Regions from separate parts of the Homo sapiens genome. Here region 2 is linked to region 1. Evidence: chromatin loops called from intact Hi-C (ENCODE). Cell type or tissue: mammary epithelial cell. All regions are shown on one strand.

Region 1 (2,500 bases):
ACTGAGCGTGGTGGCGGGCTCCTGTAATCCCAGCTACTCGGGAGGCTGAGGCAGGAGAATTGCTTAAGTCCGGGAGATGGAGGTTGCAGTGAGCCGAGATCGTGCCATTGCACTCCAGCCTGGGTGACAGAGCAAGACTCTGTCTCAAAAAATAAATAAATTAAATAAATAAATAAATAAATAAAAGTGAACGAAGCTAATACAAATCTAGCAATGGATGAGAATCAATTTAAAAATTTTTTGAGTAGGCCAGCAGCTGTGGTTCACACCTGTAATCCCAGCACTTTGGGAGGCCGAGATGGTTGGATCACCTGACGTCAGGAGTTCGAGACCAGCCTAGCCAACATGATGAAACCTCGTCTCTACTAAAAATACAAAAAAAAATTTAGCCGGGCGTGGTGGCGTGTGCCTGTAATCCCAGCTTCTCAGGAGGCTGACGCAGGAGAATTGCTTGAACCCTGGAGGTGGAGGTTGCATTGAGGTGAGATTGCGATGACACTGCACACTAGTCTGGGCAACAAGAGCAAAAACTCTGGCCAGGCGCGGTGGCTCACGCTTGTAATCCCAGCACTTTGGGAGGCCGAGGCGGGCGGATCATGAGGTCAGGAGATTGAGACCACGGTGAAACCCCGTCTTTACTAAAAATACAAAAAAATTAGCTGGGCGTGGTGGCGGGCGCCTGTAGTCCCAGCTACTCGGAGAGGCTGAGGCAGGAGAATGACGTGAACCCAGGAGGCGGAGCTTGCAGTGAGCCGAGATCGCACCACTGCACTCCAGCCTGGGCGACAGAGCGAGACTCCATCTCAAAAAAAAAAAAAAAAAAAAAAGAGCAAAAACTCCATTTCAAAATATCTGCGTATCTGTTCTCCACAAAGATACCACATTAAATGTGTTTTGGGGGAGTGGGGTTGCAGAAGAAATCCAGAAGTTTTCCTCTGGAAATCCTCCACCTGGTTTATAAGCTACCCACCCTGCACACTGTTCTCTAGACAATGAGGTTAAGTGAGAATGGTCCTTCAGTATAGGTTTGCCTAGCTCACCTGGTGGAGTTCTGCTGGTCTCCACTTCTGGAGCAGTCTCAGGTGAGGCAAAAGTAGAAGGAGGCTTCTCAGCAGAGTCTCCAACTGCTTCATCCGTCATTTCATCCTCTTTCTCCAGGCTTTCCATTCCTTCTGCTTCTTCTTCTTCCTCTTCTTCCGGCTCAGAGTTCTCCTCCTGAGAATTCTCTTCTTCAGACTCACCCTCCTGACTCATGCGCCTTTTCAGATGCCAGCCAAGTCAGTTTCTCCATTGTTTCCTGTAAAACCCTCCAAAGAGTACTTACGGCTCCTAGTGGCTCATGAATTGCAGAACAGCACAGAGCTGTATCAGGATAATCTGAAGTTAAACAATGGGGAACCCACTACAGCTGTCAGAGCGGAATTCCCTGAGTTATGAAATCCCAGTGATAGCTGACATTGGGCCTGACAGCAGGAAAGTGGAAAAGATGCCTTTTGAAAACTTCTTCTTTACCCTGAAATTAGTTTTCCTTTGCCTTAGCCCATATTTATGTGCCTCTTCCTTTTTTTTTTTTTTTTTTTTTTTTTTTTTGTCTTGCAACAGCGTCTCACTCCATCACCCAAGCTGGAGTGCAGCGGCACAATCTTGGCTCACTGCAAACTCCACCTCCTGGGTTCGAGGGATTTTCATGCCTCAGCCCCCTGAATGGCTGAAATTATAGGAGCATGCTACCACGCCGGGCTAATTTTTGTATTTTTAGTAGAGTCAGGGTTTCACCATGTTGGCCAGGCTGGTCTCAAACTCCTGACCTCGTTTTGTGATCCGCCCACCTCGGCCTTCTAAAGTGCTGGAACTACAGGTGTGAGCGACCAAGCCTGGACTATTTACTATTTTTTTTTTTTTTTTGAGATGGAGTTTTGCTCTTGTTGCCCAGGCTGGAGTGCAATGGCGTGATCTTGGCTCACTGCAACCTCCACCTCCCAGGTTCAAGCAATTCTCCTGCCTCAGCCTCCCGAGTAGCTGGGATTACAGGCATGCACCACTATGCTCGGCTAATTTTGTATTTTTGGTAGAGACAGGATTTCTCCTTGTTGGTCAGGCTGGTCTCGAACTCCCAACCTCAGGTGATCTGCCTGCCTCGGCCTCCCATGCCTGAGATTACAGGCATGAGCCACCGCACCTGGCCCTATATACTATTTTTTAAGGCATTTAAAGTATGGTCAGGTGATTCAATTTAATGTGTAAACGAGTTTAATATAATAAGTAAAATTTCATCCTTTCCATCTCATTTCACCTCAACTCCACAATCATGTCCCATAATGCATTCACAAATCAAATACAAATGATTTTAGGACTATCCATAGTGCAGCAAGCAAGCAGGTGGCATATCAATAAGTTAAACATATTACTGAGTCCACAAAATACTTGAGAGTATTCTCTAGCTCTCACCTGGAGTTCTGGGACAGAAAGCACAGATTCCTCAGAAGCTGATGACATTTCA
Region 2 (2,500 bases), 400 kb before region 1:
TCGCGCGGCTGCACTCCAGCCTGGGTGACAGAGCGAGACACCGTCTCAAAAAAAAAAAAAAAAAAAAATATTAGCCGGTCATGGTGGCGCACACCTGTAGTCCCAGCTACTCGGCAGGCTGAAGCAGGAGAGAGTCACTTGAACCCGGGAAACGGGTTGCAGTGAGCCAAGATCATGCCACTGCACTCCAGCCTGGGCGACAGAGCCAGAGACTCCGTCTCAAAAAAAAAAAAAAATTCTCCTTTTTTAGCTGCTAAGCTATGGATGTTCTGTCCCTAGGAGGTGAGTACCTGAGAAGTGTCTACCAGAGGAGTGAACTCACCCTTTCTTCCTCCTCAGGGACCTCAACTGTGCCCCAATCCTGGTGGGCATCACTGGCCACCTAACTCCCAGTGCCTACCCTCTCCTGAGCCTGGGCAGTCGGGGAGGGGGCTCACCAGTGTCACTGGAGGTCGTGATGCCTGGGTCGCTGTGGGACCGTGGCAGCAGCAGCGGTGGTGGGGATGCCGGATGAGGAGGCCGGTGCCCCGGTGGGGTGAGGGAACCTGAGCTATCGCTGAAGCGACGAGTCGGGGCTCGGGTGGGCGGGGCTGCGGCTGGGCGGCCCCCTCCCCGGGGGACCCGCCGCCTCAGCTCGGGGAAGCAGGGTCCCACCCAGGGCGGCCAGCCCTCCAACCGGTGGCAGCTGCGGGCAGCTGTGGGGGCACCCAGTGGGGGTGGAGCTTCAGGGGCAGAGCAGGAATAGGAGCGGGCAGCCCGTGGGGGGCGCCGTGGCAGGGGGCTTTCCTCGAAGGGGCCCCGCAGGCCACAGTCCAGGCTGAGGCAGTAGCCGGCACGGCTGCGCTGGATGGAGCGAAAGAGAACGTAGTCCACGGAGCGCACGGAGCCCTGCAGCTCCAGCAGGCACGAGTCCTCCGACGGGCTAGAGCCCCCAGGGAGGTCACCAATGGCTGACAGCACCAGAGACCCGCTGTCCATGGACACTGTGGGCGGCAGGGGGCGCTGTGTAGCACCAGCCTGGCCTGGCCTAGCCCTGCCCAGGCAGTTCCTCTTCTCCCAAGCCCAGCCTCTAGGGGCCACTGTGCCTCCAGCTTTATCTCAGAGGAGAAAAATAAGTCCAGGGTTCCAAGTTGCCACAGCCCTCCTATGTCCCCAAACCACCAACTCCGCCTTGTTTTCCCCTTCTATTGTCTCTACCCACCCCAGCTATCCCTGGCAGCCCCGCCCTTGTCCACCCCTCATTACGCCCTGCTCACCGTCTACAATGGAGGCCACTCGTTCACAGATGCACGAGCCATCGTGAAGCTGAGGGTCAAAGAGAGTGGCCTGCAGAAGACACAGGGTCAAGGGTTCAGCCCTACACACTGAACACCCCCATGTGCTAGACAGAGCTCTGGAGACTTAGATTCCAGACCAGCCTTGTCCCTTTGTACAAGTCACTTAATTGTGCAGCCTCAGCTTCCACGTCTGTATGGCAGAAATGATAGCTTCCAACCCACTCACCTCACCAGGCTCTAGGGAAGATCAAAGGCAACAGTGGGCATGCTGGTGCTGTAAAGACCTTGACCACTGTTACTATCTTTATCCAGAGGCTACAGCCTGTTCAGCTTTCCAGGCTACAACCCGGCTCCCCAGCCCGCCCCAAGCCGTGCTGTGCTCTCACCTGGCTGTCTCCTCGTAGTCCCATGACTGCCTCATAAGAAGGGGGGCAATCGGTAGGGTACAAGGGCACTGGGCTGTCCATGGAGCCATTGTACGTGATGCTGGCAGATGAGGAAGAGGGTCAATGTAGGAGAAATAATTCCCCCTCCACAAAGATCCCTCTCTCCAGCAATCCAGGCCCAGCCCCAGTCCCCTTCCTTAGCTCCCCCAGCAAGACCCCACCAGGCCTTACCTCTGTGCATCTGTTTCTGAGCTGCAGGTATACTCTGGGGGATAGTAGGGCGGTGGGGGCACAGGCGGGACAAATTCCTCCAGGTCCAGCATGGTGTGTAGGAGAGGGGCTGGGGGCGGGGACGTGCAGCCCAGAGGTCCCAGTGGGCCTGAGACTGACCGCTCAGGGGCCAGCTGCTGGGGAAGCGAGCAGGTCAGCAAGTCTGGATTCTGGGAATACAGCTCCTCCTGGGCCCCCAAACTCCTCTCTCATCTACATTATTTTTTCTGGCCCTATCCCCTGAGAGAAGCTCTTGTTCTGGCCCCTCCCTCACCCAAAATCAGCTCTCCTTAACCCCACGCTCACCCTGTACCTCTAGCTCTGGCCCTGCCCACCCACAAATTCCTCTTTATGGCCCCACCTCCATCCAGAAGCTCCACACATTCTGTGTCTTCACAGGAATGTCCACCCTTTAGCCTCACCTCCATCTAGGACCTTCTTTTTTTTTTTGAGACAGAGTCTGACTCTGTTGCTGGAGTGCAGTGGCGCGATCTCAGCTCACTGCAACCCCCACCTCCCAAGATCAAGCAATTCCCATGCCTCATCCTCCTGAGTAGCTGGAATTAT

Evidence for each region. Peaks named below come from ENCODE experiments on the same cell type or tissue, not always from the same donor. Only the 100,000 strongest peaks of a DNase experiment are listed, where the experiment ranks them.
Region 2: a loop joins it to region 1, with 14 times the contacts of the local background. A loop is called at or near these places in 6 of 110 quality-filtered maps.

Annotation. Positions count from the first base shown.
Region 1 is chr1:155,647,366-155,649,865 of GRCh38, forward strand. It overlaps the pseudogene LOC100419799. Among named protein-coding and RNA genes, the nearest start is that of MSTO1, 38 kb to the left of the region's middle. In mammary epithelial cell, a CTCF peak has its summit at 1,340; a DNase peak (open chromatin) is centred at 1,366; H3K4me3 peaks cover 405 bases; H3K27ac peaks cover 959 bases.
Region 2 is chr1:155,249,839-155,252,338 of GRCh38, forward strand. It overlaps ENTREP3 (endosomal transmembrane epsin interactor 3), which reads right to left. Exons shown (of 12, transcript NM_006589.3): 6 at 1,895-2,067; 7 at 1,664-1,763; 8 at 1,257-1,326; 9 at 438-983. Among named protein-coding and RNA genes, the nearest start is that of ENTREP3, 4.4 kb to the right of the region's middle. RefSeq lists an enhancer at 77-679. In mammary epithelial cell, a CTCF peak has its summit at 1,024 (motif pointing right); a DNase peak (open chromatin) is centred at 1,043; H3K4me3 peaks cover 249 bases.